Regions from separate parts of the Homo sapiens genome. Here region 2 is linked to region 1. The links are chromatin loops, found by intact Hi-C in ENCODE. Cell type or tissue: natural killer cell. All regions are shown on one strand. Each heading gives the region's core, and the rest is flanking DNA. Links, peaks and the distances in the headings are about the cores only.

Region 1 (6,241 bases), core at 746-5,745:
TTGCAGTGAGCTGAGATCTCACCACTGCACTCCAGCCTGGGCGATGGAGCGAGACTTTGTCTCAAAAAACAAACCCCAAAGCATAGTTTCAGTTTTCTGATGGTGAACATGTTAGATTGGGGGGTTATTTATTGGGTGCCCCCCACACAAGTTGCTGGGGAAGTCAGAATGCACCCTTAGGAGATGAGAGCCACAGTTCACGTTTCCTCCGGGTGGATGCTCAGATGGGCTTCAGCTCCCGGCTCGGGAACTGAGGTCTGGTTCCGGGTCAGCCAGTACTCTTTATGGGCGCAGTGGGAGTCTGCTCCTCCTGCTTTCTTAGAAGAGACAGGAAGAGCCTTTCTCAAGGCAGAGAAGAGGAAAAGGAGATGCCTTCCGTCAGCCTTGGTCCTGGCACTCTCTGTGGGAGCTGCTATCACGATCTTCCCAGGTCTCTCCCGGCCTTCTTTGTTTTCAAGTCCTCATTCTCATTTAATTTTGTATTTATCACTAGAACTTTGGGTTAAGTTTTACCATGTACATGTTTTACATATAACTGAATGCACTTTTCACTTACATGCAGAAGTCAGAGTTTAACCTGTTAAAAACTTAGACCAAATGTATTAGAGGTGATAACCTTGGCCATAAAAACCTATCTAGGAACTACAGCTTCTTTTAGGGAAAGCAGACGGGATGGATTTCGGTTTTGTTTTTCAAATTTGCACTTGGAAAGAGAAGGATCTTTGTTGCCAGATAGAGCTGATGTCAGATGTGCTGCGCTGGTTGCAGTGAGTGTGGGAAGTCTCTGCCCTGCAGGCAGCCTCCACTCACTCAGCTCCAGTTTTCCAAGATGGCTGTTGGTACTAAATGAGGTACTAGTATATGCCTGACAGTGTGGGTATCTGTCAAAAGAGGATGTGATGTAGGTTCAACTGGCAAGACAAGAATAAAATGAATACGGCAAAGCAAGAACAAAATGGCGAGAGTGAGGCTATTGTGAAGTTTTCTTCCCTAAGTTTTGTTAATTTCCCTGAAAATAAGTAGTCATTTCTTTGCAGAGGTGCAGCAGGAGTTCAGCCAAGGATGAGCCTGGGTTGAATCTTTACCCTTCAACAGAGTAGGCCAGCCGCTGCGGTAGCGAGTGGGAAGGACTGAGGGGTGGGGAGGTTCTGAGCAGGCATGAGGGGTCCAGCAAGGCTTCCTTAAGAGGTTGAGAGTACAGTGGAAAGCCTTAGGGCTTGAGGGGCTCTGGCAGGAGGTGGGTCTGGCCTTCTGTCTGCGGGGCCGCCTTGGCAGGTCGGGGCAGCGGGCGGACAGGCCAGGAGCATGAGGACCGCGGGGACACTGTGTGGTTTGTGTCCTCTGAAGACAGAGTGGCTTGGGTGGGAACAGGATGAAGGGCCCATTCCCAAGGGGAACACCAGGCATGGTGTGCTCAGGAGGAGGACGTGGATGCCGTGACAGTGTGTAAAAGTGACAGTCAAAAGTCAAGCACCCAGTGTGTGACCGAGGGGATTCCTGCAGCCCCCTGCTGCCTGCCGCCATGCAGACATCTCTGTTCTTAATCAAGCCTGCTCACTCAGCTCCTGCTCTCCTCCCCTTCTTCTCTCCCTAGTTTGCCATGTGGGTGGACGCTGTTATATTTGTCTTCAGCTTGGAGGATGAAATAAGTTTCCAGACCGTTTACCACTACTACAGTCGAATGGCCAACTATCGGAACACGAGCGAGATTCCTCTGGTTCTGGTGGGAACCCAGGGTGAGTGATGTTCGTGTGCAGATTGTTTTGAAAGGGTTCTAACAGTTACATATTTTCAGTATGGAGGAGTTTAAAAAATGCTTTAAAGAAGGAAAAATTGCCTACTGAACGCTCACTTTTTTGGGAAAAATTATGGAACTGAAATGATCACATTTCCTGATTTGATTCTATGGTGAAACCACTCATTTAACAACCTGAAAACAACACACACACACATATCCCAGGTGCTTTATGAAAAATAAAATCTATTTTCCCTTGTTTTCTGGAAAAAAAATATATATGTGTGTGTGTATATGTTTTGTATATATATAGTCAAATACATATATATATTTTCTGCTATATTTTAATTCTCTGTTCTATAAAATGATTTATAAACAATCTATTAAAGCTTATCTTTCAGTGCACCTTGAAAATAGTGCTGATTTTGAACATAGAGCAGTTCTGTTTATTAAGTTCTGTTTGTCACCGTCTTATGATCTGTATCTTATTTTTAATCTGACAGGCCCCTCAGACAGAGAATCCAACTGGGCACATTTCTTGTTTTCTCTGAGGGTCACTTCGAACTTGGTCTCTTAGTGGAGTGGCCGTCACATGGCCTGAGACACAATGTCCTCGCTCTTGATCACAGACCTATGGTTGTGCTGGGTCTGCCACTAGGGTCTAAGATGTCACGTAGGATGTTTGTAAAAGTCAGATGGAGGTTAGCTTTACAACTGCTTTGTCAGAAATATGGGTAACATACAAATAATCCTATCAGGAAAAATTGTATATCCCTTCATTTTTGTTGTGGCTATGAATAGACTGTTTTGCGAATTCTTTTAGAATGAGCCTATCTGACATGCCCATCCATGCTCTGATGTGAGACGCTTCTCTTTAGGACGTCAGCTGTACATACTGCACTAGGTGTGGTCTAAGTAGGAGGTTGCCCAGGCAGATGATTGGCTGCTTGATCACGAACCTACAAAAGCCCAGATAAATAGTGTGGCATAAACCACAAACATTTTCCAGCCAGACGTGGTGGCTCACGCCTGTAATTCCAGCACTTTGGGAGGCCCAGGCAGGTGGGATCAGTTGAAGTCAGGAGTTGACCAGCCTGGCCCACATGGTGAAACCCTGTCTGTACTAAAAATAGAAAAATTAGCCAGGCATGGTGGTGCATGCCTGTAATACCAGCTGCTCAGGAGGCTGAGGCAGGAGGATCACTTGAACCCAGGAAGCAGAGGTTGCAGTGAGCTGAGATCACGCCATTGCACTCCAGCCTGGGTGACAGAGTGAGATTCTGTCTCAAAAAAATAAAAAGCCGGGCATGTTGGCGGGTGTCTGTAATCCCAGCTACTTGGGAGGCTGAGGCAGGAGAATCTTTTGAATCTGGGGAGATGGAGGTTGCAGTGAGCCAAGATCGTGCCACTGCACTCCAGCCTGGTAGACAGAGGGAGACTCCATCTCAAGGGAAAAAAAAAACAAAACTATAAGTATCTTTTCAGTGTGCTAGATGAGAGATGTTAGAGTTGGGCTTCCTGGAGAGCACCTCCCCCAACTTTTTTTTTTTTTTTTTTTTTTTTTTTTTTTTTTAAAGCGTACGTGGTCGCTCTCACTCCTGAAACCTTCAGAGCCAGAGCTCTGTTTAATCCTAACACAGAAGGGAGGAGGGATTCTTAGGCCTAATGCACCCTCTAGTGTTCACCAGGAGACAAGGCCGCACCACCCAAAAGTCCTTGGTTCTTGTGAGAATGCAGAGTTGCCGTATTTGAGGTGGCATCTTGAAAATGCCTAATCGTGTTTTAAAGTGGATGCTCATCCACAGCAGATTCTGCTTAAAGCTGCCTTGAAGTCGAATAGAGAAATTCCGAATAAGCTCCCCTTCCTGCAGGCCCGACCGTGGCATTTTTGAGCAGGGTCCTTCGGGGCTGTGTGTGCAGACACCACTCACAGGCTGCTGGAGCTCAGGAGGTTTGACTTTAGGACTCAGAATGGGCTTTTGCTTAGACTCACTGTGAAAAGTGACAGTGAAGTTCCCAGCCTGGAAAGATCCCCTGCGATCAGGTTCTGTTCTCTGAGTTCTGAGTACACATCCATGTTCCATCAGTAGGAAGGGAGTGTCTGAGATCCCGGGAGTTGGGACCACACACACCTGCGTGTGACTGGCTGCTGGCTGGGTGACCTTGACACCTGGGACTTTGGTGGGGTTCAACAGGAATTCCCAGAAGACACTCAGTGCATCCGTGGGTATGTGATAGGCATCTTAACAATGGCTGCTTTTGTTCCTCATATTTCAATCTGCGACCAGTGTTCCAGGGTCCTGCCTGGAATCCTGAACCCCACCCCCCACTGTCCCTGCCCCTGGAGGCAGCGTATCCCTCTGAGTCTCCTGCCTGAGCCAAGGGGCACATCGAGCCTCCTGCCAGGGTGGCTGCTTAGATTCTCGAGAAACCCTGATGAAGTTGAAGTCCTTGAGTAAAAGAAAGTACCCCCATTTATTCCCATGAATTCCATGAACATCCGTTGATCGGATGTGGAAAGATGCCCAGGAAGGCCCCAGGGGAGTGTGTGCGTGTGCGAGGGTGGCCTCTGGGGTTGGGAGGTAAGTCAGCCCCACACCCTCCCGGGGTGAACAGGTAAGCTGGCCCCACGCCCTCCCGGGGTGAGCAGGTAAGCGGGCCCCATGCCCTCCCTGCAGGACTCCTCTTAGCTGGGCCACCCCCAGATGAACCAGAACGAAAAGTTGCAATCAGGGCTGTATTCCTCACCTGCGGGATTCTCTTGGTCCTTCCCTAGACTTCAGGGAGCACCCCAGAAAGCCTGATGGCAGGAAGCTGGCATGCACGTGGGCTCTGAGGGTCCCTGCCGCGACGCTTGCTTCCTGCGTGCAGACTTGCTCTCCGTGAAGCCCGTGCTCGGCTGCTCTTTCAGGGGTTTGGCTTCCTGGGATGCCAGAGACAAAAGAGGGATCAGGTTGTCTAGGAAGGCACCTGGCATTTCTCTTCCTGCTGCTTTGGGGTAGGCAGCGTTAGAGGTCAGAGCATATGGGATGGGAAAGAACGGAAGAGGAATTAGGTTCATTGCCAAAGGATTCCTGGGCTGGGGTGAGGCCTCCGCCCGCTGGCGGGAGGGGCAGCTCTGCCAGCAGGAGCTCTTTCTGGGCAGTAGCCAAGGACTGCACGAATGTTCATAATTGGGCAAGATGGGAATGAATGAGGTAATCATTTAATGTTTGTTAAACAAGTTCTGTTTTAAAGACTTGCAAATTAAATTGATTTGAGGGAGAAGCACGATCTGTAAAAAGCTACGGAGTTAAAAGTGGAATGAAAATGAGACAGGTATAGAACCGAAATGCGAGTGCAGAAGCCCGTTTTGGTGCAGTGGCAGAGATTCCCGTGGTGCACCTTTGAAGCCGAAATTTGACAGAAACCAAGCGAGCATGCCGCTGAGGACGGAGGGGCTGCGGGATTGCTCGGCCGCAGGTCAGGGTCTCATGGAAGCTGGGTGGATGCTATGTGGCCTGTGTTTTCAAAATTATCCTAGAGCATTGAAACATCATGGACTTGTAACTTCTTTTTACAATTAAAAAGAAATGTTTATACTTAAAAAAAAAACTTTCTTTTCTTAAATGTTGTGAAATGCAAGTCAGATTTACTAATCAGCAAGACAAGAAGGCAGGACGAGGTGCCCTTTGACCGTATCCCTGGAACGGGGGTGCAGCCTATGGAGGCTGTAGTGGTGATTGTCAGAGAAGAAACCCTTAACTGCAGAGTTCACTTGCCTTCCAGTAACGAGGAAACGTCAGCCCAACCCTATTTCATAGGGCTAAGAAAATAACATGAGAAAAGAGAAAAGAAAAAACTGAATAAATTCCTCAGGACATCACTTTTTAAATATACTTCAAAAAATGAAGTTCTCAAATGCCCTTTCTCCACAAAAATAAAATGTCAAAGGTGGTCGCTCTGTTGTATAACTTTGCTGCTATTTCTTTGACTGGTGGAGAAATCCTGTTGGTGGATTTTTGTTTAAAGAGTTGTTTATTGTTTTCTTTGGCATAAGAGCCTTCAAGCCCTATGAAAAAGATTCAGGTTAGGAAACTGTCTCTGAAGGCTGGGCGCAGTGGCTCACGCCTGTAATCCCAACACTTTGGGAGGCCCAGGCGGGTGGATCACTTGAGGCCAGGAGTTGAGACCAGCCTGGCCAACATGGTGAAACCCCGTGTCGACTAAAAATACAAAAAATTAGCTGGGCATGGTGGTGAGTACCTGTAATCCCAGCTACTTGGGAGCCTGAGGCAGGAGAATCATTTGAAACCAGGAGGCAGAGGTTGCAGTGAGCCAGCTCACGCCACTGTACTCCAGCCTGGGCGACACAGTGAGACTCCATCTCATTAAAAAAAAAGAAAAAAAAAGCTGTCTGTGAAAAGTCCTCTCTCCTCCCTAAGCCCTGTGGCTGTTCACATTCCAGCTCCTCATTTCTCTGTTCCACGTGCCACTGTAACTCAATAGTAATGGAATGGATGGGGC
Region 2 (6,241 bases), core at 602-5,601, 110 kb before region 1:
GGTGGATCTTGAGGTCAGGAGTTCAACACCAGCCTGGCCAACATGGTGAAACCCCGTCTCTACTAAAACTACAAAAATGAGCTGGGCATGGGGGTGCATGCCTGTAATCCCAGCTACTTGGGAGGCTGAGGCAGGAGAATAGCTTGAACCCGGAAGGTGGAGGTTGCAGTGAGCCGAGATCGTGCCAGTGAACTCCAGCCTGGGCAACAAGAGCGAGACTCTGTCTCAGTAAATAAATAAATAAATAAATAAATAAATAAATAAATAAAGTCTCATCTTATGGAGCAAAAGATTCTAAAGAGAAAGGCTGGTCCTGAATTTCATCCAGCTTGGTTCTGGTTTCTTCTCCTTTCTTCAGCGAGTGCAGGGCCTTTATCCTTGGGGCACCTTTCTGGGACTTTATCTGGCTGTGTGCAGACAGACAGGAAAGTGTCCCCTGCCCCCAATTTTTGGGATGACCACTAAAAAATGAACACACCCACTCAGGGAGCGTTTGTGGGATCACTGAAGTCAAATAATTTACACCCAGGAGAAAGCCCTTCGCTGTGGATGTGTTCATGCCTGTGGAAAGGGAAGTTGGCTATCTGGTCTCGAACCCTCAGTCACTGTCAGGGACGGCAGAGAACTCATCCAGAAACCAAGTGTTGATGTGAAGCCTCCCCTTCCAGAGGCCCCCCAGCGTCCACTCCCCTAGGCATCCCTCACTTCTGGACCCTCCACATCAGCATCCCATGACATTGGGCTAGACTCACTGTTCCAGGACTCCGCTGGCCCAGAGGTGAGTCGGCCTGACCAAGTCGTCGTGTCATCACTTGTTGGGGGTTGAAGTCCTAACGCCCGGTGCCTATGAATGTGATCGTCTCTCAGAATGGAAATAAGGTCGTCGCAGATGTAATTATTTAGGATGAGGTCATGCCAGAGTGGGGTGGGCCCCTCATCTAATATGATGGATGTCCTTCTGAGAAGGGAAATTTGGACGCAGATGCACAGAGGGAGAACATCATGTCAAGGCTGCGGTAATGCTTCTACAAGCCAAAAAGAATGCCAAGGATAACCAGACAGCCGCCAGAAGCCAGGACAGAGGCTCGCAGCAGACCCTCCCTCACCGCCCCTAAAGGAACCCGCCCTGCTGACGCTTTGATCTTGGACTTCTGGCCTCCAGAACTGTGAGACAATGTATGTCTGTTTCTGAAGCCACTCAGATTGTGGCACTTTGTTAGAGCAGCCCCAGGAAACTAAAACGTCACCTGACTCACTGTGGGATTCAGCATCTTGTACGAGGCAGGTGCCACTGGTCTCAGTTTCTTTGTCTGTAAAATGAGGCTAAGACCTGCTTTATACAGTGGTAGTGACAGTTTGCCCAGCACCTCCTAGGACCTCAAAATGTGACTTTTTTTAAAAGACAGAGCCTTACTCTGTCACCCAGGCTGGGCTGGAGTACAGTGGCGCGGTCATAGCTCACTGCAGCCTCGACCTCCTGGGTTCAAGTGATCCTTCCACCTCAGCCCCGCAAGTGACTAGGACCACAGGTGCATGCCACCATGCCTAGCTAATTGTATTATTATTTTTTTTTTTTTGTAGAGACAGGGTCTCACTATGTTGCCAGGTTGGTCTTGAACTCCTGGACTCAAGCTATCCTCCTGCCTCAGCCTCCTGAGTAGCTGGGATTACAGGTATGAGCCACCGTGCTCGGCCTTCATTATTATTTTTAGGACAAAAGTGAAGGTGGAAAGTTCGGACCAGTGGGCTGTATGTTTCAGAACTTTACACATAGGAAGAGGAAGTATTGTGTATGGAAGAAAGTGAGTGTTGCATTATTCAGGGTTCTCAGAGAAGCAGAACCATATGGAAGAGGAGGTCTGTTAGGGGAATTGGTTCGTGAGATTATGGAGGTCCAGAAGCCTCATGATCTGTCTGCACACTGGAGAACTGGGAAGACTGGTGGCATCCTTCAGCCCGAGAACCAGGAGCTCTGATGTCCGAGTGCAGGAAGAGACAGATGTTCCAGCTCCAACAGAGAGAGTGAGTTTGCCCTTCCTCCACCTTTTTGCCCTCTTTGGGTCCTCAGTGGATTGGGTGATGCCCTCTGCATGGGTGAGGCAGATTATCTTTACTCGTTCTACTGATCGAGCTGTTATCTCTTCCAGGAACACCCTCATAGACACACCCACAAATAATATCTTACCGGCTGTTGGGGCGTTCCTTGGCCCAGTGAAATGCCCAGTCAAACTGACACGTAACATTAACCATAACAGGTGTGGGTAGACAGTCAGGAGAGCAAGACTCTAGTTGGTTCTGTCACACAGCAGAGCTGCGTGGCCTGGGTATACTCCTCCCATCTGCCTGGGCTGCTGTATCCTGGGCTATAAGGTAGGAGGTTCGATCAGATTACCCTGAGATGTGCTGTGAGAGGTGAGTGTGGCCCCCTCACAGTTGCAGCTCTTCGAACGGGAGCCTGGAGACTCCAGGCCTATGTCTTGGGAGGTGCACTGCACAGGGTGGCTGCTCTGTAAACCTTGACTGAAGTCGTGGGGAAAACTGCAGTGTGCTCCAAGAACAAATTGTGAATAGAGACTAGTTAAAATAAACATCACAATGGCGATGGAAAATGTTATTTCACTTTATTAAGTTAAAAACAAGTTATAAAATAGTAGGTCACATATAAGCTCAGTTTTGTATTTAAAAACCCTCAAAACTGTATATATGCCCAGAAAAAAGACAGGAAAGAAAGATACCACAGTATGAATGGTGGTTCCCAATTAGTAGGAGAACTAGGAGCCATCATTGTCTTTGCTTTCCAGAGAATAATAGCGTGGTGTCCTGGAGTCACATGGCTGCTCTGGCTTGCCAGTGGAGAACAGGCTGAGGCCGGAGGAGGAGGGAGCAGCCAGGAAGCTGGTTACAACCCAGGCGGAGGGCTGGCGTGGGCCTCAGGGGTCTTCAGCCTCAGCACTATTGACATTTTGTGCCGGATAATTATTTGTCCTGTGCATGTCAGGATGTTCAGGAGCATCTCTGGCCTCTACCTACTAGATGCCAGTAACATCTCTTCCAGTTGCGGTGACCAAAAATGTCTTCAGGCAATCCAGATCAAATGTCCACTGGGGGGCAGAATCACCTGCTGAGACCCACTGGTTAAAATAGTGTCAGTAGGGGTGGAGAGAAGGGGACAAAAGAGTCTTAGAGCCATTTGAGAGGGAGCTTCTAGAGGACTTGATGGATGGAATTTGGTCAAGGCAGGAATGAGGGTGGATGTGGGGCATGGGGAATTGGACGGATGATAGTGGCCCACAGGTTGAGAGAGGGGATGGGTTCAGCTTTGGCCATGCTGTTGTGAGTCTGTGGTTCCCAGGGAGCAGCTGAGTAGGCTGTTGGGTGAGTGGTTCTCAAGCTCAGAGCTGAGCTGGGGGCATCCATTTGAAGGTTATGGGAAGATGGAAAGCACGCCCTGGAGGTGGGTGGGTGAGCTCACCCAGGACCACGGTGTGGCCTGAGAAGTCGGCCTGCGATAGAACCCGGGGAATCCCAGTGTTTCCAGGGTGGGCAGAGGAAGAGGAGGCTGGGAAGGGAATTTGTTTCTCTGGCCAGAGCTGTTGCTCAGCGACTGTTGGCTGGTGAGGATGAGGCTCATGAACAGATGTGGAAACATCGTGGGATGATCTCATGGTGGGTGGGACTTGTCGCCGTCATGCACTCAGCACTCTCTGGCCTTTATTGGTCAAGCTGCCTGCTGTGTTTCTGGTGCCCAAATGTTCTGGGCACACTGTTGTTTGGGGAAGAATCGCAGGGACTCTCCTTCACTCTTAGATAGTGGCAGCGCTTGCCTCGCTGCATCTCGTGTTCTCAAAATCAGCACATGCCATCCCACATTCTAGACCATCCAGTTTTGCTTCTCAGGCTCTGAAAAACACTTTTAAGAGCAGGTTAAACTGTTCTCGGACTTCTTTTTGGATTATTTGCAACGTCTTGAGGGGTCCACGGATTGATAGAGTCAGCAGGGATGGACAGTTTCCCCTTCAGCACCTTTATAGTTGTAATTTGCCCATGATGGGGTTAGAGACCCACAGTTGCTCAAAAGCAGTTTTTGTTTTTCTTGATAGCTGGATTTGGGTTATCTCTCAGGAAGCGGTTAGCAGTCTTTAGGGCAACCTAATTGCATTTCTTTGTTTACAAGCACTTAACTTCATCCCTCTCAGGCGCACACCAGCACTGTCTATCACTAATACTGGCAGTTCTAGGGTGAGGTGGACAGTTGCTCTTAGTCAGAAACTCACTTTGCTGTTTTCCACTAGATTCCCAGATAGAGAAGGACAGTTGTTTCAGGCAAGCTTAAGACCCTGTAACATTTCTTGCCCTTTTTGATTTGAACTCCCATCTCCCTAGCTCTGGCTTGTTTTACCCTGCAGTTAAAAGAGAAAATGATCTCTACTGGCTATATGGCCTCAGGCCAGGAGAAAAGGTGCTGTTCCTTCCAGCAGAAATTCAAGGGTCCAGGGAGGCTGGCCCAACCCAGGTCAGAAGGATAATCTCAGAAAAAGAAGGAAGCATGCATTACCCATCTCAGAACTTAGGAACAAGAAAATCCTAAAACTCCAAAGGACCATTTTTCCCCACTGACAGGCCCAGCTTAATTAGAGACCAGCTAGGAGTTGCATTTCCTGGTTGTTTACTGACTGTTCTCTTCGGTAAACAGCTTCAGCCTGTAATTAAGCTGTCTAATTGGCAATGACTGCAGGAAAAACCATGAATGGGGCTGGCCTCCCTCTCTAGCCCCTGTGTCTGCTGTCTGTTACCTACCACCATTTTTATTCCCCTGTCTTCTATTAAAAATGTCGTGGGGGCAAATTCTAAAGAATAGTCTAGGCAGGCAAACCCTTTGAACTTCACTTTGCAAACCTGCCTGAGAGTGAGTCTGAGAGGCAAATTCTTTTTCTTTCCACTTGAAGAAGTGTCAGAAATTTGGTGGATTGGAAAAGATGGGAGAGAAAAGTCCAGGAGTCCTGACTGCTTTCACTCATTTAGGTGGGCTGGCAAGCAGTGCTGGCTGCTCCACCTGTTTTCCTGCCTAATAACAGTGTCTTTTATAGTTGTCTGATAACAATGTCTTTTATAATGTCTCATAACTCTGCCTTTTTGTAATGACCGGCCTAATACCTTTGCCTACAATAGTTCTTTTTTCCTCTGGGAGTTTAACTCAGGTTGTGATTAGAGAGTATTTCCCATAAATCACGCAAAGCACATGTCCTGCCCACCAGCCAATTACAGAAATGGAGTTGGTCAGACCTACACTTTATCTGAAACAATGCATAATGGGAGTTTTGAACTAAAAAAATTACCCTCTAATGTTACAAATATGATTCAGGCAAATAAAACTGCAGATGTATGTGTAAGTCCTCAGTACTGCGATTCTTTCTTTCTCTCTCTCTTTCTCTTTCTCCTCCCTCCCTCCCTCTCTTCCTTCCTTCCTTTTTTTTTTTTTTTAAGTGTCCTGGTTGTGTTAGGGTAATTTGTGATTTAAAAAGAAATGCCTCTCCTCTCCCCGACCCGATTTTTTTTTTTCTTTTTTGGTAGGATGCCTCCCTTTGCATTCCAAGGCAGCACTTCAAGCAGCACTTTGGTAAATGTCAAAAAGTTGGAGAGGCTGAGTGGGTTGCGTGGCCCGTCTGTGCCTGTGGGCTCCTCTCCCGCCCACGCGGCTGTGCCTCTCACTCAGAACCCTGCCTCTCTTGTGTTTGTCCCAAGGCTTTACTTTCCCCCCCACATACGTTCAGTGGCATTATTTGTTACATTTTTAAAAATACATATTTTATTTATTTCACAAACAATGTTACTGGCATAATGTTACCACACTATAGGATATAATGGTTGAAGAATGATTTCCCATAATCTAATTTCAACACATTACCTGATTCAGTATTCTGTGTCCTCTCCAGCCTTGCTTTTCTCTGTGCACAGGTATGACCTGATTCCAGTGCTTTTTAAGAATTATTAGCATTTTCTGCATTGCTCCTTGGCCTTCACAGTTATCATTTGAACAGTGGCACAAGATTCTCTGAAACTGCTCCTCTGTCTTCATTCCCATTTTGTGAGCATTTAAGCCGTTTACTGTTGATTGTCCATTTCTTCAGGTATCTTCTTACATCATCTTGCTTCTTTACTCAGCATAAAGCCTCGTAGTAGATTCTCAGGTCCCAGGGGTGCACATGCCTGTGTTTTTACCTTACTTCCCCAGGGGCCCTCC

What was found. Peaks named below come from ENCODE experiments on the same cell type or tissue, not always from the same donor. Only the 100,000 strongest peaks of a DNase experiment are listed, where the experiment ranks them.
Region 2: a loop joins it to region 1, with 17 times the contacts of the local background. A loop is called at or near these places in 5 of 110 quality-filtered maps.

The regions. Positions count from the first base shown.
Region 1 is chr2:235,743,104-235,749,344 of GRCh38, forward strand. AGAP1 (ArfGAP with GTPase domain, ankyrin repeat and PH domain 1) reads left to right here. Exons shown (of 18, transcript NM_001037131.3): 5 at 1,595-1,736. LOC105373942 (a long non-coding RNA gene) reads right to left here. Exons shown (of 4, transcript XR_001739943.3): 4 at 4,595-4,658. Among named protein-coding and RNA genes, the nearest start is that of TNRC17, 230 kb to the left of the region's middle. In natural killer cell, for the core only: CTCF peaks have their summits at 3,428 (motif pointing left) and 3,631; a DNase peak (open chromatin) is centred at 3,408.
Region 2 is chr2:235,635,887-235,642,127 of GRCh38, forward strand. The region is part of intron 1 of AGAP1 (ArfGAP with GTPase domain, ankyrin repeat and PH domain 1); the gene reads left to right. Among named protein-coding and RNA genes, the nearest start is that of TNRC17, 120 kb to the left of the region's middle. In natural killer cell, for the core only: no CTCF peak of the experiment used is centred there; no DNase peak of the experiment used is centred there; H3K27ac peaks cover 1,043 bases.